Regions from separate parts of the Mus musculus genome. Here regions 1 and 3 are each linked to region 2. A link is a loop called in an ENCODE intact Hi-C map of the cell type or tissue named here. Cell type or tissue: left cerebral cortex. All regions are shown on one strand.

Region 1 (8,000 bases), 720 kb before region 2:
ACAGTTCCTTTATTAAGTTGATTATTTGAAATATTTTATTATGGTCACAATAAGCTAGTGATATTTAAAATGTATTTGCCATTCTAAGGCAAGATGGCCTACTTTGCAGATTGATGCTTCACTGTTTTAGCTACTGCTAGTGTTCTATGGCAGGGGTCCTGAGAAGTAATTTTCCAGCCCCATAGAAAAGAGAGCCTTGAGTTTCTGTCTAGACCTGCATAGGAGGGAGCCAGTCCTATGTGTCTTCCTGCACTTTGCTGAGTTCATGACTACAGGAGGACCTAGTTCCTCACCACCATCCCTCTAGCATAAATAATGACATTTGAAAAACAAAGTAAAGTGAAACACAAATACACACAAGACTCCTTTAGGAGTCCTTTGGATAGAGTTTTATCTTTCATTTGACCTTTTGTTGGAGACACAGAAATTCATGAACATAAAAACATAGCTCAAGCTGCTTGTCAAATTGCAGACTGGAAACCTCGGCTTACTACAAATTGATCTAATTACGTGCTATTAAAATTGGTACCCCAGGGTGAGTTCTTATCCTTTGCACGAAAGATGACATTGCAGATTTCTGTGTACAATGCAGGCAAGTCAAATGCTTTTATGGGTGAATTTTCCAAATGGGGATAGCAAAGTGCCAGGGACAGCGTGCTTGAAACATGGAGATGTGTAATTGCTAGGGATTGTAGTTTTCATTTCAGCAGATTAAAGAGAAATAAAAAGAAGCCATGTCCTTCATCTGCAGTGCCTGGACAGTCCAGACTCAGCCTAGGACTGAGTGGGGAACCATAGGAGGGACTGTGAAAGCTCAGAGGACCATGGTGCTTAGTCTCCCTGCCTTCTCTCCCAACAGCATCTCAGCTCTGTTTGCCTTCTTCTTTGAAAGCTCATTAGGGATTTTAACAAATCAGAAAGGCTTCCAGCAGATAATGCCGTTCTGTAAGGTAGCCATGCTGCCCTACCACGAGCTTTCATATCGGCATGTCTCTGCTCAGTTGTGAGAACACCAAAGCCACCAGTTAGAAAGCAGTGAGGAGAGAGAAACACCTCCACCATGAAGCAGAGAGTACTGATTGCTCTTCCACCACTACTCAATTATCTCCCCCCTTTGCACTGCAGGATATAGATACAGTATAGGTTGCTTTCTGTACACAGGTGAGGTCAAGTGAAATACAAGGCCAGAGCCCGGGGTTGGGCAATGGAAAAAGAAGGCAAGGCTAAAAGTTTTGGAGAGGAGACAGAGAGACAAAGAAAGGGAAGAAGGACAGGAAAAAATGGAGGAAGAAGAGGAACTGGACCCACGTGGCCTGAAGTAGCCACAGGAAGTTATGGATATCATAGAAAAGCGATAGAATAATATAGGGCACATTTGTCCAATCTAGGTGGGCAGATGTATCAATATCAATTGAGTTTTAAGTTCTTTGTGTGAGTATTTTATGGGTTGAGAATTTACTGTTATAAATCTGACTGATAAATTACAAGCCTCTAGAGTCTTAATTATAAGGGGCCAGTGGTTTAGAGCTAGCTACAGGGTCTAGCAAGGGGCAGATGGCATGGGAAGATACAAGCAGATCATTGTCAGCAAACCGAGGGAAACGGGGCAGACCATCTCTTGGGGACATACATGGGGGTGTTGCCAGTGAGTAGCAGGTGTTAGTGTGGATTGTTTCTATTATTAATTATTACATGCTACAGGAAGGAGTCATCTGTGAAGGGAATACTGGGAGATGGAGATGCTGTCTTGGTGATGGAGCAAGGGAAAGTGGGATCCTAACCATGTGCCAATGCAGGGAGCTTTGAAGACAAGTAGCCAGATCTGTTACATACATTGTTTCTGAATTCCAGGCTCAGGTCTATTTGATGGCCTCTTTCCACCTCCCTTTTAATTCATTGTGTTTATTTATTTGTTTTATTTTTGCCTTATCTTGCTGATGTTGGAAATCTTACATAGAATCCCATATATGTGGTAGGCAAGCACTGTACCACTGAGCCATACATAAGCCCTTCACTTGGGCATTTATGACCATAAGCTGAACTCTTGATATTCTGGGACTTTGAGTTTCCTTTTGGAAGAAAATCTAGGAAACAGTGTAAAGACCCCAAGAAGAGTGAAATGGAAAGAGAAACATACTATCTGAAGAAGTATGACAGAGAGTGGGCCTGGAGAGTCCTCACTCTTTGAAGAGCTGGGCTGATAGTATTATTCACCAAGCTTTCACTCTTCAAATCACCTCTGAGGAACTAGCTTCCTAGATCTGACAGGGTTTTACAAGTATGTGAGTGGCTAAAAAGTGTCATGAAAGGATCTTGTAGAGTAACCACAAAGCCCTCATATAGGGGACAAGAAATAGAAGTTGTGGAGACCAGATACTGCCAGCCCGTACCCATGGCAGTCAGTTGCCACAGCAACTATTGGAATAGGACTTGTGGAGAAGATATGAAAGATAGCAATATCTAAGAGTCATCTTTGTGCTTTATCATCATCCCATGTTAGAGTTATGCATAATTTACCTGGAATCTAGTTTTTAAGATATCTATGATGGTTAATCTCAAATGTCAACATGATAGGATTTAGATTCATATAGAAACAAACCTCTGAACATATATGTGAGGAACTATCTCAATTAAATTGAGGTGGAAAGTCCCACTTTAAAGGTAGGTGGTGCCATTCTATGGACTGAGATTCCTAAAACGTAAAGGAGAAAGCATACTAACATTCCCATTCTATGACCAGTCACCTCCTGCTCCTGGTAACATACCTTCCCAACTGTGACAGCCTGGATACCCTGAGAACTGTAAGCTTAAATACGTTGGTACCTTCCTCCCTTTCAGCTATGAACATTTATATCTGTTCCAAAAATCATTCGTATTAAAACAATATTCCCTAAAGCATGCAAACACAAATACCATTATATGGAAAGCATGAGTTATATTTATACATTTAGGAATATACATGTATAAATATTTATGTACTTCAAATAGTAACTAAAGAAAAAGAGACCATAAAATTGAGAGTGAGAGCAATGGGGGTACATGAGGGATCTGCTGGAACTGAATGGGAAAAGGTAAATGGTGCAATGGAAATGATATAAATAAGAACAAAACCCTTTATGCTCAGGGACTGGAACGATGGTTCTAGTGGCAAATAGCACTGTGTCTGCTCTTCCAGAGGACCTGGGTGTGATTATCATCACCCACAGCTCACAACTGTCCCTGACTCCAGTTCTAGGGGATCTTCTGGCCTTTGTGTGCCTCAGTCTTCCATGTGGTACACAGATCTAGAAATGCTGGCAAAACAGTCACATGGATAAAAAAATAAATCTTTTATTAATAAAACCACAATTTAATAAAGATGTTAAGCCTTTAGATAGTAAGTAGATCATGAGAGATTGCCCCCATGAATTGCTTAGTGACTTCTGGAGAGATTAAAGGACTAAATTTGTCCCTCACCCCTTCTACTGTGTGAACATACATCATCTGTCCCCTTAGGAGGATGTGGAATTTCAAGCATCAACCTTGAAGCACATGTTATGTGCTTACCATAAAACAGCAAACTATAGCAGATCTATTCATTTGTTTTTGTCTCTCCTTTCTCCAACTAAATGTTATTTCATGACAGCAGAGATTTTGTTTTATTACATGACATTCCTCCAGTACTCAGAATAGCATCTGACTCACAGCAGATAAAAACTGCCCAGGGAGGATCCTGCACAGGCAATGGAGGCACACTAATCCAGTTGGACAGCCTTTAGTATCTTCAAAGAACAGATACCAGCGAAGAAGTGGAGGGTTCCAGAGCTGGCATGTGTCCTAAAAGATGTCACGCTTCGGGTCTTGTTCTCTGTCCTTCAGATACTTTAAGTGCTTAGGCAATGATGGCTTCATGGCCAAGAAGGTGCCAGTTGCTGCTAGCTCAAGTCTGAGGTATCCTGGCACAAAGCCCCAAGTCATCTTGTTCTCCAAGATTCTGACCGTTAGAGCCATAATGCAAATGAAGGCCTTCTGGAGCACGCCCTCATGTAGTTTTTCTTAGTACATATGTAGTTTCTCCTTTGGGGACAGCATGCATGCTTTTCTATGAGTATAATAAATTTTTCTAAAATAGAAGACAGAGGTAAAATTCAGCACTGATTTTAGACTTCTGATTTTTTGGACCGAGTCACATTTTAGGAAAAGGAAAGGCAAAAAGGCCTTGGCATTGGGTTTCAGAGGAAATTATAGAACAATATGAAAACTAGGTATGGACAATGACATGCAAAAATCAAGGTCCTGCTCTATTAAGAGAGGATAAAATAACAACTGACAGTCAAATCTGGTCAACTGCTTGTTTTTATAAATAGTGTTTCATTGGCACACAGCCTGCTTATTATTTAGAAATTGTCTGAGGTTAATTCCATGCTCTAAGGACAGAGCTGAGTAGGTGTGATAGGACAGTGTGATCCATAAGGCCTAAAATGCTCACTGCTTGGAAATCTACAGATAAAGTTTGCTGACCAATGATATAGAAGGAAAGCTGTGTATTGGGAACCCAACTAACCTAGATTCTAGTTTCTGCTCTGTAGCTTAAGCTGTATCTATATGAGCAACTGGTCGACCTTCAAAGAGCTATGTTTTGTTTTGTTGTTTTGTTTTGTTTTTGTTTTTAACTTTTCATACAAGGTATGATCTGGGTTTATTTACTCAGATGGATGTTGACTTGGATGTCTGTAACCTAAAAGAAGACTCACAAATTTGTTGAACAACAGTAACTGAAAATAAGACACTGAATTTTAGTAGGAATATGTTCAGTGTCTGTGAATCAAAGGGATACAGAGGCAACCAGATGAAGTAAACCATGAGGAAACCCTGAAGGCCTGCTGTTCCTTGCTGTTCATTCCAAGAATGGCTCTTAATGCGTGTCTTACTTACTTTCCTCATTCCTTTGACAAAATATCTGACAAAGGGAATTTAAGAAAAAGGGTTATTTTGATTCACTGTTTGAGGATGTAGAAGCAATGGCTGCAAGAATAAGAGGCAGATGGTCATATTAGAGCTGCAGTCAAGAAGCAGAGAGAGATGAATACTTGTGCTACACTCAGTTTCTTCTTTATCCCGCCCGCCCAAAAAGAAGTAGACTCACAATTCCTTGTTACAACCTATCTCTCTGTTATAGAGTTTGTAATTTGCATACTGGGAAACCAGACAAAGACACACTATCTCAGAGAGAATGGTCTTCTACCAGTAGGCCTCTGTGTTGTGTGTGAATAGGAAGGAGGGAGGCCGAGGTATTGATCCCTTAGGCTGCACAGCACATTTTTCTGAGACCCTTGGACTTTGCTTAGGCAAAATCCCACAACTGCTTTCTGCTTTTTAATGCAGTCATAGATCTTAGCCCATGGGATGGTACTGCACACAGTTTGTCTGGGTTTTCTTACCTCGGTCTAGAAACACTCTCATCATATCCATGTCTCCTAGGTAATTCTAAATCCCGTCAAATTGACAGTTAATATTAGGTTTCACAGTGTGTTTCCTATACCTGGGGTGGAGGATAGACTTTAAATAACTCCAAACCATACAAATGAAGGGAGAAAGGTATCCAAGTAGGGGGGGAGAGGAAGACTCTACATGATGATGCCACGTGTTCTTTGCTTCTGTTGTTATTGTTCAGCCCTGCTTTTCCCTTTTCTAGATGGGAAACCCAACTGATGCATTTTTATTTTTCCGTTTGGGTTTGATGGTTTCTACCTGCACTCCTGTCTACTTCTGGCTAACTCCACCAGCCTCCAGCAGCTTAAGCTAAGAGCCCAAGACTGGCAGTCACAGAGAAGCAGCTTTATGCTCCAAGTTCATTATTAACACCTAATATGACCTTGAAAAAGTTGCTTAATCTTTCTGAACCTCGGTTTCATGGGCTGTAAAATGAAGAGAATCCATCCTCATTAAATCACTGTGAAAATGCTAATGAGATTGGATAACTCCTTCCAGCACCCATCCCCCTGCTTGCCCTTTGCAAAAGCGGTGGAACAACTTACAAATTAGATGCTTTGAAGTCAGAGGCAGCCTCTGTTGTCATTTCCAAGAGATGAATCCTGGCAGGCTGTGTGCCTGGTTTTTTTAAAGCTTTGCTGACATTTATATATAGAAAATATGGAGGCGTTTATCATCCACTTCTTTTAGAACAAGCTCCCACAGGTCTGAGGCTCTTTAAAACAGAAACATATTTAAATGTATATAAAGATCATAGAAGGATAAAAATCTTCATGCGAACTCAGGGGGTAAGTCTATGGGATTTGGAGAGGGCATGGCTCAGAATCTGGCATGTTATAGCTTTCTTCTTGCATGTCCTAGGAATACTCTGTGACAGAGGATTGCAGAGTTATCAGGAGTTTGTTTCTATTGGTATAGGTTTAAAATGCCAGGTAGGAGAACATAACATTCTTTTTTATTTGCCAAAGAACCTTTTTCTCCTCAAAATTTGTGACCTAGAAAGGTCATACAGAATATTAGCCTTCTCCGGGCCCTGATCATTCTCACCCGAATGTTTGTTCTTATACCTTCCAGATAAGCGAAATGTAGGCTAGTTTGGTGGGGTAAGCTGGAAGCACCTGTGACCTGTGATAGCAAAGCTGGGAATCAAGTCCATCTGAGTCAGGCCATTCTTCCAGCCACCTTGAGGTCCCAGCCATATGAGACAACGAGAAATAGACAGTCCCCTGAGTTCAAGCCTCCTGATTGCTTCGTGGGACAAGCAGCCCAGGTAGACAAAATTATTTGGTAACAATTTTAAAAGCTCACAAAAATCTGTAATTGTTCCAAAAAAAGAGTATTTTTTTTCAAACTAGATTTTAAAAGAAGATAAGAGAATGCAGAATGTCACAAGAGGGCCTGAGGTAGCTAACTGGTAAATCTTATAACCACATGGAAGTATTATACCATGGGATATGGAAATGCTGCTGCTGGACAGGACAAATGCTCCCTTCCCCAAGCATCAAGACTCGACTCTGCCTTCTTCCCTGCCCTTTCCAATCAGAGAAGAAGAGTGGATATCTTATGGTATAGCAACCATCCTAAGGCCTTCTGAGTTGTTTTCTAGCTGAGAGATTCAGTATGAGATGTGTAGCCACAAGTTGAGAACTTTTGCTCTATCAGTTTCAAAGTTTCTGGTCTTAGATTAAAAATTTTAATAAATCTGGGCTGAATTTTGCTCTAATTTAATTCATATGGCCATGTGTACTATTTGACACAAGCTAAGGTCATTTAGGAAAACAGAATCTCAATTGAGAAAATGCCACTGTCAGATTGGCCTGTTAGAAAGTCTGGAAAGGTATTTATACCAGTACCCTGCTATTTTTATTACTATGACTCTGTAGTATAATTTGAAACCAGCTATGGTGATATCTCCAGGTTCTTTTTGCTCAGAATTGGTTTGACTACCTGGAGCCTTTTGCATGTGAAATCCCCCAAACACTATTTCAGTGAAGAACAACAGGAAAATGCAAAAATCAAAGAAACAATGTTAGTTTATGAAAAAAAAAAAAAAAAAGAAAAGTTCGTGAACCCATAGCCTAACTGACTAATATGAAGAGATTCAAACTCACAAATTTAGAGACGAAAATGAAGACATCACAGCAGATATCAATGTAGTTTGGAAAATCTTTAGCAAACACCTTCAAAACCAATTATGTGGAAAAATCTAAAAGAAATGAATGAGTTCCTAGGTTCATAAGTTAAATCAAAATTAAATAACATAACCAGATTTAAAACCAGTAGTAGCATTAAATGTAATAAAAATATTCTTCAAAGTAGCCACTGATAAGTTCTATAAGACCTTTAAAGAGAACCTAACATACTAATGCTTCTGAAACTACTCTACAAAATAGAGAGGGGAGGAATTCCTCAACACTCTCTTTAAAAAGTCAGCATTACTCTGAAGACAGAGCCAAATAAAGATATGCTAAAAAAGAAAATTACAGATCAATTTTCCCAATGAACATAAATCTAAATATTCTCAATTA
Region 2 (8,000 bases):
TTGAAGACCAGCCTTAGTCTGTGGTGATCTGATAGAATGCAAGGGATTATTTCAATCTTCTAGCTGTTGAGGCCTGTTTTGTGTTTAATTATGTGGTTAATTTTGCAGAAAGTACCATGAGGTACTGAGAAGAAGGTATATTCTTTTGCTTTATTTGTTTTTTGTTGTTGTTGTTGTTATTGGTGGTGGTGGTGGTGGGTTTTTTTTTTTTTTGGGGGGGGGGATGGGTTCGAGACAGGGTTTCTCTGTATAACTCTGGCTGTCCTGGAACTCACTTTGTAGACCAGGCTGGCCTTGAACTCAGAAATCTGCCTGCCTCTGCCTCCCAAGTGCTGGGATTAAAGGCATGTGCCACCACGCCTAGCTTATTTTGCTTTAGTGTGAAATGTTCTATAGATATCTGTTAAATCCATTTGGTTTAAAACTTCTGTTAGTTTCCTCATGTCTCTGTTTAGTTTCTGTTTCCATGATCTGTACATCAGTGAGAGTGGGATGCTAACATCTCCCACTATTATTGTGTGAGAATCAATGTGTATTTTGAGCTTTAGTAACATTTCTTTTACAAATGATGGTGCCCTTGAATTTGTGGCATAGATGTTCTGAATTGTGAGTTCATCCTGGTGGATTTTTCCTTTCATGGATATGAAGTGACCTTCCCCATCTTTTTTGATAACTTTTGGCTGAAACTCTATTTTATGGGGTATTAGAATGGGTACTGCAGCTTGTTTCTTGGGGCTACTTGCTTGAAATATTTTCCCAGCCTTTTAGTCTGAGGAAATGATTGTTCATTCCAGTTATTTTTGATGTTAGTAATGGTATTATGCTTGTGTGCTTCTTTTCTTTTGGGTTTCTTGTGAGATGATTAATTTCTTGGTTTTTCTTGGGTATAGTTTCCCCCTTGTGTTAGAGTTTTCCTTCTATTATCTTCTGTAGAGCTGGGTTAGTAGAAAGATACTGTTTAAATTTTGTTATGTCATGAGATACCTTGGTTTCTTCATCTATGGTGATTGAGAGTATTGCTGAGCATAGTAGTCTGGCCTGCCATTTATGTTCTCTTAGGGTCTGCATGCCATCTGACCAAGATGTCCTGACTTTTAGAGTCTAATAGGTCTGCATTTATATGTTATTTGGCCTTTTTTCCTTGTCACTTTTAATATTCCTTCATTGTTCTGTGTATTTAGTGTTTTGATTATTATGTAATGGGAGGAATTTCTTTTCTGGTCCAATCTATTTGACATTCCTTAGACTCTTGTATGTTTATGATCATCTCTTTCTTTAGGTTAGGGAAGTTTTCTTCTATGGTTTTGTTGAAGATGTTTCCTGGCCCTTGCATTGGGAATTTTCAATCTCTTCTATTCCTATTATTATTACATTTGGTCTTTCCATTGTGTCCTGAATCTCCTTGATGTTTTTCTTTAGGAACCTTGTGCACTTTGTATTTCCTTTGACTTTTATATTATCATATTTTATGGTATCTTCCATGCCTGAGATTCTCTCTTTTTTCTCTTGTATTCTGTTGGTAACTCCTGATCTCTTTCTTATGTTTTCCATCTCCAGGGTTGTCAACCTTTGTGATTTCTTTATTGTTTCTATTTCCATTTTTTTAGATCCTGGACAGTTTTGTTCAATTTCTTCACCTGTTTGATTTTGGTTTCCTATATTTCTTTAAGGGAGTTATTTATGTCCTCCTTAAGGTCCTCTATCATCTTCATGACGTCGGATTTTAGGTCAGAATCTTGCTCTTCAGGTGTATTAGGTACCCAAGGCTTGCTGTGGTGGGAGAACCGGGTTCTGATGGTGCCAAGTGGAATTGGTTGCTGTTGCTTAGTTATTGCACTTGCCTTTCACCACCTGGTTATCTCAGGTATTAACTGGCCTTGCTGTCTCTGACTGGGTCCTGTCCCTCCTGTGATCCTCGTTATAACAGACCTTCTGTCAGTCAATCTGTCTCTGGGTATGGGTGTGGGTGTGAGCACCTGATCTGCTTTGGAGCGCAGTTGTTAACCAAAGGATTATGTATCTCTGGCAGGTTAATGCTGATAGGGCCCCACCTCTGCTGGACCCAATGGTGGCCCCAGTTAGGCCAGGTAATAAAAGGGTGGTGTATTATCTGTAAGCCTGTAGGTGATGGATCTCCTAGAAGTCAAGCTGTCTCAGTGTGGAAGGGTGTCAAGAGCACCAACTCTGCCTCAGGCTGAGTTGTGGGTGGGCTGGAGATTGTGTTTTTATATTTATTTTTCTAGAAAGTATCTTTATCTTTCATCCATTTGTTACTTATGATTCTGATGTTTTATTTCCATATATATGTAAAAATTTTTATTTTTCTATTTTCATTGGTTTATAGATGTATTCTGATATGGTTAGAGAAAAACATTTTGTATGATTTTAATTATGAATATATATTGAGATTGTTCTTTGACCTCACATACTATTGAAGACTGTTCCATGTGCTCATAGAGAGAGTGTATGTGTTGTTGTTGAGTGGGCTGTGACATAGATGTCTGCTATTCCAGTTGATCAGAATAGTATTGCTTGTGGTTGTAGATTTTATGACGATATCTGTGCTACTGACATGCACATTTCTGGAGGTAGAAAATGAAGTTTGCAGTTGTCACTATAGAAATATTTTTGCACTTAATCCTTTTAATCTACTTTTTATATTTTGGAGCTCTGCTCCTTAATTTCTTAGGTACATACTTATTATAGCTTCTTTATGAATGACCATTTTATTATTATAGCTTCTTTATGAGTGAACATTTTACTATTATAGAATATCCACAATTAATTCTTATGATATTTGTATTAAAGTCCTTTTTTTGTTTGTTTTTTTCAAGACAGGGTTTCTCTGTGTAGACCTGGCTGTCCTGGAACTCACTCTGTAGACCAGGCTGGCTTTGAACTCTGAAACTCACCTGCCTCTGCCTCCCAAGTGCTGGGATTAAAGGCGTGCACCATCACACCCAGCTTAAAGTCTATTTTATCTGATATTAGTGCCATATGTCTTTTAACCATTATCTATGCAATTATTTTTTTCTGTCTCTTCTGTCTAGTTTAATGTCCACTCAACACAAATTAGAGTCTTTTGGGGAGAGGGATTCTATTGATAAAATGCCTCCATAAGATGAGCCTGTAGACAGACCTCTAGGAAACATTCTAAACTAGTGACTGATGTGGATGGTCCGGCCAGTTGTGGGTAGTGTCACCCCTGAGCTGGTCCTGGCTGCAGTAAGAAAGCAAGTTGTTCAAGCTGTGAGGAGCAATCAAGTAAATAACATTCATTCATGGCCTCTACATCAGTTCCTGCCTCCAAGTTCCTGTCCTTTTTGAGTTACTAGCTGTGATATACATCACTATCCTGTAAGCTAAAATAAACCATTTCTTCTACAGGTTACTTTTGGTCATCGTGTTTTGTCACTGCTATGGAAAGCCTAACTAAAACATTGCCCTTTGACTTCACACCTATTTTTGTATTTTTAATCTAAACTAACTCTCCTTTAAGAGGCATATAATTGAATACTGACTTCTCCATACCACCATCCTCTCCCTTTAAAGTGGAATAACAAGGAGAAAGAGGAAGAGGAAAAAGGAGAAGGAACAAAAAGAACAAGAACAAGAACCAGAACAAGAACAGGCTCTATCCCGCCGAAGACAGAAGAGAGGAAGATCACTAGCAAACACACAGGAATGATGGGCTTGAAAATGTGGAGAAACAACCTTCAGCGAGTGGCAGAAAGAGTAGGCTGCTTGAAATATGGCTAGCTCCAGGGGTGCCACATGTGCTAGGTGAAATGTGGCCAGATCAGAAGTGCAACGCCATTGGCTGCAGAGATTCTATTCTGGTTGAAATGTGACATGATGAGCTTCAGTGACAAAGCTGAGTTTCACTGAAGTGAATAGTATAACCTCCCTGCTATCACTGTGAAGCTTGAAGACTGTGGAACACAGTACCATACAGGCAAGCAATAGCATGGCTGTATAAGACAGGAGCTATAAGGCAGTCTCATAGGTAAATAGAACTGTTTTCAGACAGACTATTAAAACACAGGCAAAAAAAAAAAAAAAGGAGCCTGGATCTGAGTTAAAAGAGAACACCCCACAGCAAAGGTAAACACAGCCCTCCCACAACCCACCTCCACAGAACCAGGAACATTGAGGGAAGCAGCCTGGAAGCATGACTATTCAGGACAGAGAAGAGAAAGCTGCAGCTGGCAAGTGGGCGCAAAATACTAAGAGAGGCATCCCTTGTTCAGAATAGGGAAGCACCTACCAAAAGATACATCTGACACAAACATTTTTCTCAGTAGGAGGGGCATCCTGTCTAAGTTATTTGTGTTGTTGATGAATAGCCATCTTCCTACTTGCTCACACAGCTATATGAAATATAATGTGGGGAGCAGGGCAAACCACATCCCTCCCAGCTAGGAAGAAATGCTGATAGATGTTATGAATTTGACTTCATTTTCTTATATTCTCTTTGCTCTAAAATGTATTTTATGAATTCTTTGAGAATTTCTTACAATGTATATTTATCACATTCACTCCTCTCTACTCCTCCCCTTTCCAAACTCTCAACCATCCATCCTTTCCAACTTTGAGATTATTCTTCTCCTTCTGTTCCTAACTAGTCCAGTTTGTGTTGCCCAGATGGTCTTGGGATTGGAGGTGCCCTGGAATGTAGTTAACCTACCATGGGTCACATAATTAAAAAATAGAAATAGATAAATAGATAGATGGATAGATAGATAGATGGATAGATGGATGGATGGATAGAAAGAAAGAAAGAAAGAAAGAAAGAAAGAAAGAAAGAAAGAAAGAAAGAAAAACTGAACCCCCAGAAGCTATCTAATGCTAGTAACTCCTTAGCCAGTAGTGGTTTTAGTGTCCTCCTCTACTTCTCTTTGTTGAGATTTTGTCTGGATGGAGTAACCCAAATTCAATGCAAGCTGCCAAAATCACTTGGAGTTAATATACATGCATCTGCCCTGCTTGTAAATCATGGTTTATTTGATGTTATCCATAACCACTGTCTCTTACAGTCTTCCCACGCCTCCTCTTTACACCTTTGTATTTCCAATGTTTAGTTGTCCTGATACAGCCAATGCCTTGCCTTGAGATGCCTTGGTGACTACTATCTGTTCCTTTTTGCACTTACTCTCTACTTTGTCTGCTATTTATCATATTGCTAAGGAGTATGCTTTATCCTGTTTCTACTTTACTCTTTTTCCCTACTTACTCTTAGTTTCAAACTTTTTAAATATTTGTAATAATTTAATATTTTTCATAAAATAGTTTTAGAAGCTCTAAAAGTCTATAAATTATATTTTTGAGCAGTTTCCTGGCCCTCCTTTCTTGAATCATATCAGGGGCTATAATAGAAGTACAAAAGTATTTTGCTGAATGCTACAGGGCAGACCTGTTGTTTAGTCATTGTTTCTATCAGTGCCCACCTTCAATAGAGATAAGTTTCCATGAAAATTCACAAAAAATAAAGTCATGAGAATAAGGAAATGAAAACACCAGAGTATACATCCATTCCAACCCTTATCAGACTGCCGTGAATAACATGGAAACAGAGAGAAGGCTACCATGGCAGCTCCACAAGGTCTCAAATCTCTTCAAACCAGGAAAAAAGCAAAGAGGACAAACTAGCTGAAATGAATCAAAAAGAATCTAGAATTCTACTTTTCAAAGGAATGATGCATATGTAGAGGGCTAGAGAAGAGGAATGAAGGATGAAAATTAAGATGACGTCATAACCAGCCAAGAGGATGTAAAGCTTGACAATGCAAAGGAAAGACCCAAACTGAAGGAATAACTTAGCAAGGAAACCGAGACTCTGAAAAGGGAAAAAACAAAAATGTTGGAAATAAGGCAACTAAACAATCAAAAATGGAGTTGAGCCAGGCAGTGGTGGCGCATGCCTTTAATCCCAGCACTTGGGAGGCAGAGACAGGGAGATTTCTGAGTTCAAGGCCAGCCTGGTCTGCAGAGTGAGTTCCAGGACAGCCAGGGAGGGCTATACGTAGACACCCTGTCTCGGAAAAAAATAAATGGAGTTGACAGACAGACAGTATCAAAGAGAAAAAAGAGCATTTGAGATGGGAAACAAAATGGAAAAAAATACTCCACTGAGACTGCAGTAAAAAGAAACAACACATAAACATGTTCACACCACACACTCAACCAAAACCACAGAACAAAAGCAACAATGAAAACTAAAGGTGCAGAGAATACAGTTTGTTAAGTGGGTAGTGTCTGATGTCCCCCTGCCACAGGTAAACCATTCCATCTGGAAACTTGATGAGAAGTTGAAACAAAATCATACAACTTTGAGAACAGGGTCCACATTTACCCCCTCGGTTTTACAAACCACACATCTTTGAGAATAATGTCCATATTTCTTCGTCCATGCACCAGTAGTGCCACGCTTCTGTGACACCAATGATCTAGTGAGAGGGTGATGAGTGGCAATTTGGAGTGCTATAACAATCTCTTACAACAATGTGGCTGGCAGTGTCAACTTCTCCCTATGCTTTGCCTAGTTATCAGTGTTTCACTGTCTCTCATAGACCAGGCTTGCTGTTATTCATTTGTTCATTTGTTTACTTCTTTCTCCCAGCTTTTTAGTTTCTAGAAGAATAGAGCCCTGGAGTTTCCTGTTGTGCTACTTTCGGTAAATTCACTACTATGTTTTGTGAACTTCAAAAAATAGTTTAATTAATATTTTAATTAATTCTAAGAAATGTATTTTGAGGATATTCATGTCCCTCTCCCAACCCCTCCCATATTTGGCCAATCTGCCCCTCTTGTTTGTAACCCCTGAAATTTGAGTTATCTCCCTCTGCCCTGTCAAATCCACTTTTGTTGGCTAGCTACTCTTGGGAGTGGGACCTGTCCTGTAGCATGGTAGATATACCAGAGATTATAGCATTAAAGTAAATCGACTCTCCCTCTCCCAGCATCCATCAAATGCTAACAGTTTATCCATGCCCACCTCCCCTCATCTCCATCCCTGGATGCTGAAGGTTATGTCTAGCTGGACCTTATATAGGCTGTGCACATGTTATACTCACTGTGAGTTTACATGTGTACCTGGAAAACAGTGTTTCCTTTATGTTATCTACCACCTCTGACTCTTAATATCTCTCCTTTTCTTCTTCCCCAAAGATTCCTGAATTTTAGAAAAACCAATCTGATATGTTCGTTCTATTTGAGGCTGCATTATCTTTTAGTTTTATTTTATTTTATGTATGCTTGTTAATCAGTTGAAGGTGTATGTATTAATTGCTAGATAGTTACTCTATAAAGAAACTTCTTTGATGAGAGTTAAGAGGTGAGCTGATCCATTTATATAGCAATAAGTCATTAGGAATCATTCTAATGTTATGCCCATCTGGTGAAATAATGGTATTGGATTCTCCTGTAGGGTCTAATTCTATTTAGCCACAGGTTCTTGAATATGTTACCAGTTCCAGGTATGGATTCTAGCTCATGGAGTTGGCTAGATCCAATCAGAAAGTGGTTGGTTAATCTAATAACATTTGTGTCACTCTTGTGCCAAGGGCTCAGTCACAATCTTGTCGGGCCAGTAGTTATTGTAGATTGCTGGGCCAGTAGTTATTGTAGATTGCTGAGTCTATAGTTGGGTGAAAGTGGTAATTACTTTGTCCCATCTCTGGTAACCCTGAAAACTAGCCAGTACAGATGAATGAGTCCCAGGTGTGTACCACTTTGATTTCCCTATATTCACCACCTATATGTGGTGTCTTCCATTATGGAGTCTTCTTCAGTTGCATGATTTTGCACTTTTTTCAATTCTTTGATAATGCAAGCATGTAGAGATTATAAATAGCCTCAAAGATCATTTGGTCTCAACTCAGTAGTGTTAATGGGTTACTTTTATTACCACCTCATTTTGATTCCATTCTTATCTCTTTTGCTATATTTGATCAATTTTGGTTTGTTTGTTTGTTTGTTTGTTTGTTTTATAAATCTAAGAT
Region 3 (8,000 bases), 70 kb after region 2:
CTGAAGGGGTCTGCAACCCTATAGATGGAACAAAAATATGAACTAACCAGTACCCCCTGGAGCTCATGTCTCTAGCTGCATATGTAGCAGAAGATGGCCTAGACGGCCATGATTGGTAAGAAAGGCCCCTTGGTCTTGCAAACTTTATATGCTCCAGTACAAGGGAATACCAGGGCCAAAAAGTGGGAGTGGGTGGGTAGGGTAGCAGGGGGTGGTATATAGGGGACTTTCAGGATAGCATTTGAAATGTAAATGAAGAAAATACCTAATAAAAATTGGAAAAAGAAAAAAAAGAATTAAAAAAAAAAAGAAGACACTGTCAATAAGACAAAAAGCCACCAACAGACTGGGAAAGGATCCTTACCAATCCTATATCAGATAGGGGACTAATATCCAATATATACAAAGAACTCAAGAAGATGGACTTCAGAAAATCAAATAACCCTATTTAAAAATGGAGTACTGAGCTAAACAAAGAATTCTCACCTGAGGAATACCGAATGGCAGAGAAGCACCTGAAAAAATGTTCAACATCCTTAATCATCAGGGAAATGCAAGTCAAAACAACCCTGAGATTCCACCTCACACCACTCAGAAGGGCTAAAATCAAAAATTCAGGTGACAGCAGACACTGGCGAGGATGTAGAGAAAGAGGAATACTCCTCCATTGTTGGTGGAATTGCAAACTTGTACAACCACTCTGGAAGTCAGTTTGGTAGTTCCTCAGAAAATTGGACATAGTACTAACAGAAGATCCAGCAATACCTCTCCTGGGCATATACCCAGAATATTTTTCAACTGATAATAAGGACACATGCTCCACTATGTTCATAGCAGCCTTATTTATAATAGCCAGAAGCTGGAAAGAATCCAGATGTCCCTCAACAGAAGGATGGATACAGAAAATGTGGTACATTTACACAATGGAGTACTACTCAGCTACTAAAAACAATGAATTTATGAAATCCTTAGGCAAATGGATGGACCTGGAGGATATCATCCTGAGTGAGGTAACCCAATCACAAAAGAACACACATGATATGCACTCACTGAGAAGTGGATATTAGCCCAGAAACATAGAATACCCAAGATACAATTTGCAAAACACATGAAACTCAAGAAGGAAGACCGAAGTGTGGATACTTCATTCCTTCTTAGAATGGCGAACAAAATACCCATGGAAGGAGTTGAAGAAACAAAGTTCAGAGCAAAACCTGAAGGAAAGACCATCCAGAGACTGCTCCACTTGGGGATCCACCCTATAAACAACCACCAAACCCAGTCACTAGGAAGATGCCAAGAAGAGCCTGCCTGATATAGCTGTCTCCTGGGAGGCTCTGCCAGTGCCTTGCAAATGCAGAAGTGAAAGATCACAGTCATCCATTGGATGGAGCACAAGGTCTCCAATGAAGGAGCCAGAGAAAAACCCAGGTAGCTGAAGGGGACTGAAGCCCTATAGGAGGAACATCAATATGAACTAACCAGTACCCCCAGAGCTCCTTGAAACTATACCACCAATCAAAAAAAACACATGGTGGAACTTGTGGCTCTAGCTATATTTGTAGCAGAGGATGATGGCCTAGTAGGTCATCAATGGGAGGAGAGGCCCTTGGTCCTGTGAAGGTTCTAAGCTCCAGTATAGGGGAAGGCCAGAACCAGCAATGGGAGTGGGTGGGTTGGGGAACAGGGGGAGGGTGGGAGGGGATAGGGGATTTTCAGAGGGAAAACTAAGAAAGGGGATAACATTTGAAATGTAAATAAAAAAAATCTAATAAAAAAGAAAAAAAATAAAGTTGAGTGCAGAAAAAAAAAAAGAAGTGGAATTTATTTCAAGGACACAAAAAGAGTTCAGTACTTACACTTTACAAAACAACTCAGCACATATATCTTAATGTTTGGAATGGCAGATTCCGGTATTGTTCTTTTTCTGCAGGATTGTTCTGGCATATGGTATCTTTTGTAGTTACATACAAATATGAATTTTAGGATAGATTTTTCTATTTCTGTGAGTAATGACATAGGGGTTTTAATTGGAATTGCAGTTAATCTTAGACCAAGATTACAGTGCTAGGCATGAATCCCCTTCTGTGAATCAGGCATCAATTCCCATAAGAAAGTAACTAATTATCTTCATAAATCTTGTGCCACTATTGCACCAGTCAGTATTGTTTAGGATCCAATCCTGGGTACAACCACTCATGTGTTTTCTTTCCTTATCTACCCTATAGTATCTTTCAACACTATAAAAGATAGCATGAAAAAACTTTCCTGTCCAGTTTCTTGCTCTTCAAACAAAGTGATATAAGTTCTGGATCACCTGTATTAAATGGATAATTTAATCTGAATTTTTTTGTTGTGATTATTACGCTGACTTTGCTGGGTTTGAAATAGCTAGCATATATTTCAACCTCATTCCTGTGGCCAGTTAGTGTTGATTTGTGACTCAGGTAGCTGAGGCAATTTCAGTTCAGCTTAGGGAAAGTCACAAGGACTGACCTGCTCTGCAGGTACTTTGTCTGGGTCAGTAGAGTGGAGCATGAACTGCAGGGTTAGAGAGGTGTGGCTCTGACCTGAGCAGCAACTGCTCCAGGCAGTGCTTAGTCATGGGGCTGGCAGGCACAGATACTGGGAAAATGGCTTCTGACTGGGGGAGCTGGCAAAGGCTCCACAAGGTTCCTGAAACTCAGTGGTTTGGTTACGAGTGGGCATGGGAGGTGACCTCTATCTTTAGGGATGAACAGGTAATCAACACATATCCTGATATAGAGGAGTAAGTTGCTTTCAAGGGAGTAGATGCAATGATTTCCTATGGGGAAAGTGGGTATTCCATACAGCTTGTCAAATGGTAGGCTAGGATGCCAGAATGAGAGGCTAAAATGGTGGCTCTGCACTCAAGACCATACACTGTTCTTCTCGGGGACCTAGGTTTGATTCCCAATACCCACATGGCAGTTAACAACTGTTTGTAACTGCAGTCCCAGAATGTATCATCCCCTCTTCTGGCCTCTGCAGGCATTGCATGCACATGGTACACAGACATACATGTAGGCAAAATACCTGTGCCCATAAAATAAAAATAAATAACTCTCTTATTGAAATGCCATACAGAAATGAGAATTTTGCCTATGCAGTGAGCAGGGGCTCATCCAGGTCCTCAGGTGGTGATGATGGAGTGCCAGGGGCAAGATAGACAATATACCCTACCTGTTAAGAAAAAAAGGCACTTTAAGAGGGCCCTGGGATGGTGGCCATCAAAGACCAGAAGGCAGGGAGGGTGTGCTATTTCTAAGAGGAAGGGACTGAAGTTCCCACAAGAAGGACAGTGGGGCTCAATTTTCAAAGCAACAGATAAAGTCTTGCAGGGAGTAGCTTGAGATATGGCCTGGGATGGTGGCATTAATGTGTCCAAGGGAGGTGAGAGTGAGGGCTCTGCCTGGGAAGAGAACAGTGTGAGTACTGCAAAAAGGATGAGGTCAAGCAGCAAGTGAGTAAGGAGATCCTGGGAAGGGGGCATGGTTGGGATTCCAGAGGGAAGAAGAGAATGTGGTTCCAGGCAACATGAGCAGCCATAGTTTTGGGAAGGCTGTGGGGTTCCAGAGAGAGGAGAAAGAAAGAGCCCCACTGGTAGTGTGAGCAGTCGATATGATGGGATGGTCAAGACATTCAAGATGCCCACCCAGTAAGAAATCGATTCACAAATTTGAGTGTGTAGTAGTTGATATCATAAGCTGTCTAGCCATAAATAATACTCACATATAGAATATTGAATAAAAATGTTTACACGAGGATTGAAATTTGTTAATTACAACACAAATTCTATTTATTGAAAATTGTTTAAATGTCTTCACTCTCTACATAGAAAAGAATTGGTCACAGTACTTGCAGTTACCACTAAGGTGTTCTGTAAAATATTGATGCATGCACTAAAAATAAAGTACTAAAACCTAAACACCGATATTGTACCTTTAAAAATACTCAGTATGAATCACAAGCATAAATGTAATATCATAAAACCATTATGGGATAACTGGAAAGTTTAAAAGACAACAGAATAAAAGCAACCCTCTTAAAAATAGGAAAGGGTAGGTGCATCACTAAAGATGGCAAACACGCATCTCATTAGTGAATCCCAAGTTAGAACATGAAGGTCCCAGTACTCACATATTACACAACAGACAGCTTACAGAAAAGAATAAGAAACACTGGCAATGCCCAACACTGGCATATTAATAAAACCTTGGGCTCACTGGAGACAGAACTAAAAATGATACCGCTTCTTTGAAAACCAATTTGACAGGTTCTTACAAAGTTATGCATAATTTCTCTACACAGTTGGGCAATTTACGATCATAGACATTTGTGCAGTTGAGCAGACAACTTAAATCCACACAAAAACCTGCATAAAGGTGGTTTTCGTTGCTCTAGTAATCATCAAAACCTTTTGCCAACCAAGATACCCATCAGCAGTTCAATGGATTCACAAAGCATGGCAAGTCCGTGGAATATGACAATGAGTATTTTTTCTCTAATATATAAGAAAATAAGCTGTTGATGCACATGAAGAAATAAATAGTAAATCACACGGCTACACGAAAGGAGTCAATCTGGTCAGCTAAATACCACATGACTTCAACTATGTCACATTCTCAAAAGGGCAAAGCTGTGTTAGAACATAAATCAGTGGTTCCCAGGGATTTGTAAGAAGAAAGGGTGACTAGACACACACAGGGCATTGCAAGGTCAGTGATTCTCATCTTGATAAAACAGATGTTAGATAAGTGTCAGCACACTGTCCAAGCCCACAGAATGCAGCGACAAGCCTGAACCTTAATATAAACCACATAGCTTAGTTGTTGATAATGTACCAAGACTGATCAGCTAGTTTAATACCATATGAATTCAAGATATTAACACCATCAGATATGCCATGCAATGTGGGCAACAGAAAAATTCTCTGCACTATTTGTACGACTTTATAAACCCAAACTTGCTCTTAAAAAAAATCAAATGCATGGTTTTAAAGGCAGCCTAAGAATAGTAGTTTACATGAACACAATCTGGCATTTTTCTAAGTAAAATCACTTTGCTTCCAGCACTTAAATCTCACTTCCCTTTGCAGACTTTCCTTGCATGTCACATTCCCTGGGTCATGTCTGTCAGCGCTGGGGGTTGGGTAGGGGGAAGGCAGACATGTCCTCAGGCTGCCATCTGCTCTCTGAATGGCACCCCATATGCTGTTGGTGTGTAGAATCTCCATTGTTGACATTTATGAATTGACTATAATTGTACTGTTATTTCCTTCTTTGCTTGAGTTAATTATGAAGATGTTTAAATTTCTGAGTGTTTTTTTTTAATGCTACTTGTTTCAGCTTTGTCACTTGTTTGAGATATGTGAGTTGAGTAAGTCCTACTTTTTGGATTCTACTGAGAGATTTCCTTTGTTGATAATCTAGGATCTAATCAAATTTTTGTATGTTGTCTAGCTATTTTGCATTTTTGTACTAGAGAGTTCAATTTTGCCAACTTAAATTTTGTAGGCTGTTTTGCCTGTAAAGCCTTGAGCATTTTTGTTACATACATTTAGTGTTATGTTAGTTATTACATCTACATTTATCAGTATGCTACAGACATTATGTGCAGTGTCTTTTATCAGCAGAAATAAATCTTTGTCAAATGGGAAACTGCTAGCTTTGAATTTGATTGGTACCATGCAGTAATTTTAATAAAGTTCTTTAAACCTTTTTTTTAGTTGTTTGATATGCCTCTGAGCACTATTTTTAAATTCAAGTCTTATTTGGTTTATTTTTTATTTATATTCTGAACAAAATATAGTTAGATCGTAGGGAAGATTTTGTCTTAAATATTCTTTGTTTTAATGAAAGAGATTAAGCCATTTATACTTACAGTGTGAAACCTCTCTATCACTGTTCTCTTTGGAGTTTTGTTCTTTGAGGATTTGTTGCAGATACAGTTAGTAATTGTGGGAAGCTGAAAGGAGTATTCTTCCAGGACATTTGCACCCTAGCCCTGGGAATCTATGCCTGCTACACATCATATATGACAGAAAAGGAACTGGCATGTGGGACTAAGAATCTGAAGTGTGGGATTACCCTAAACTAATTTAGGGAATCCTAAAATGTAATCATAAGAGGAAAATACAGATCTGGCACACAGGCAGAAGAGGGAGGGCATTGCAGCACATAGGAAGGAATTGCACTGAAGGCCACTGCTGGCAGCTACCTGAACCTGAAGAAACTGGGAATGGACTCTCACCTAGAGTAGGCAGAAGAGGCATGATCCTGAAAATGTATTGATTTGCGCATAGTAGAATCATTTTAGACTTCTGGTCTCCAGAGCTATGAAGAGAATAAATTGAGGTTGTTGAAGCCACCAAACCTATGGCTGTTTGCCATAGGAACCAGAGAAGGCAGAGAAGTTAACTTTTCTCCACTTTAATTTTTTCTTCATTTATCTTGTTTTAAGTTATCTTTCAACTTCAGATGTATCGCTATCAAAGGCAGACAGACAACTATGTAAGACTTAACAAGACTTCTCTTTTTTTCTTCTCTCCCCTCACAGCAGGACCCAGGTTCTTCCCTGAAATGCTAAGTCATGCATCCCTAACTGTCTGGGAAGCACTTTGCATTTTGAGGCCTTCCTTGTGTGGCATAGTTATCTTGTCCCCTTTCCTCTTAACTTTGAAACAATTCTTATTCAGCTGGTGTCTCCTCTGAGGACTCTGGAGGGGGATGTGGGGTGTTATATTTCCTTCCTTCATACATATCCAAAAAAAAAGCTGTTCTGTGCATTGGCACAGAAATGAAATTTACAAAATTCTTGGATCACAATTTTTCTTTCAAAACTCTGAACGCGTTCTCTGGCATTTACTTTTTTATGGAGAAGCCTGGCAATTTGAGACGTATTTCTTTTAGATATCTTTATTTTATTTTACTGCACCTAGATGTTTCATCTCAGAAGTTAAATATTCTTTTCGGCTGTGTCTCCACATCTGTCTCTTTTTGGTTAATATTGCTTGCAGCCTGGAAAATCTGTTTTGGTGCCTCTTCTCCTGTCCCAGATTCTGAACTGACTCAATACAGAAGAGATGTCTAAGATTCAGAACTGCCCAGCACGTCCTTCTTTCCAGATCACTCACTCTTTCTCATCTTTCTCATGCCAGCTTCTTGCCATTGTGAGGGCAGCCTCAGCCATGGTTCACACAGAGAAATCTCAGTTGTCTCTAAGGAGGTAATAGCTTGACTTTTCTTTAAACCTACTACTCTCTTTCTGTTTCTACCTTGGTTACTCTTTGCACAAAGAATTTCTTTTTATGTCCCTCAGGTGTGTGTGTGTGAAGGGGTAGATGGCATCAGTCTCGGATCACTCTTTACTATCCTCTTCCAACAAGATTAATGCTGGGAAGCATGTGCGGCTGTGTTATAAAGACAAAAAAAAATGGGGGCATATGGTCCCCGATTTCTGATGACCTGGTCACGTGACTGTTTAGACTGTATGATGGTATAACCTTGGAGTCATGGTTTTTATGTTCAACACCAGGGCCCTTGTAGCACATGAGTTAGCCAACGCTGCAGTATGAGATAGGCTGTGCACTGGATGATTTTTGCCTAACTGGAAGTTAGTATAGGGTTCTCAGTATATATAAAATAAGATAATCTACAATATTCAAACAATTGGCACTAAATGCATTATCAAATGACAACATTTCAAGTAATGATAGCTTTATCCTAAATTGAAGGGCAACTATAGTGGGCTGATATTTGTCCAAACTGCAGAAAGTATGACAAAGGAACAGATTCCAAACTAATGTGATCACCAAAGAAAAAGTCAGACTCTCAGCCATACACTACCATTTTCTATGGCGTATAGATTTTATCACAGAAAGAGATATCTTATTGGCTTGTAGAAATTGCCTTCTGGTTACTCCGAAATTTTCCAATGAGATCATACTTTCTGACATATCTCAGCTAACTAGATTCCAC

What was found. Peaks named below come from ENCODE experiments on the same cell type or tissue, not always from the same donor. Only the 100,000 strongest peaks of a DNase experiment are listed, where the experiment ranks them.
Region 1: a loop joins it to region 2, with 4 times the contacts of the local background. A loop is called at or near these places in 3 of 42 quality-filtered maps.
Region 3: a loop joins it to region 2, with 10 times the contacts of the local background. A loop is called at or near these places in 3 of 42 quality-filtered maps.

Annotation. Positions count from the first base shown.
Region 1 is chr9:23,491,807-23,499,806 of GRCm38, forward strand. No RefSeq gene overlaps it. Among named protein-coding and RNA genes, the nearest start is that of Gm39311, 85 kb to the right of the region's middle. In left cerebral cortex, no CTCF peak of the experiment used is centred here; DNase peaks (open chromatin) are centred at 3,800, 5,054 and 6,049; H3K27ac peaks cover 4,466 bases.
Region 2 is chr9:24,207,652-24,215,651 of GRCm38, forward strand. The region is part of intron 3 of Npsr1 (neuropeptide S receptor 1); the gene reads left to right. Among named protein-coding and RNA genes, the nearest start is that of Npsr1, 110 kb to the left of the region's middle. In left cerebral cortex, no CTCF peak of the experiment used is centred here; a DNase peak (open chromatin) is centred at 4,186; H3K27ac peaks cover 1,812 bases.
Region 3 is chr9:24,278,110-24,286,109 of GRCm38, forward strand. All of the region lies in intron 4 of Npsr1 (neuropeptide S receptor 1), which reads left to right. Among named protein-coding and RNA genes, the nearest start is that of Npsr1, 180 kb to the left of the region's middle. In left cerebral cortex, a CTCF peak has its summit at 3,026 (motif pointing left); DNase peaks (open chromatin) are centred at 4,211, 5,125, 6,178 and 6,794; H3K27ac peaks cover 3,096 bases.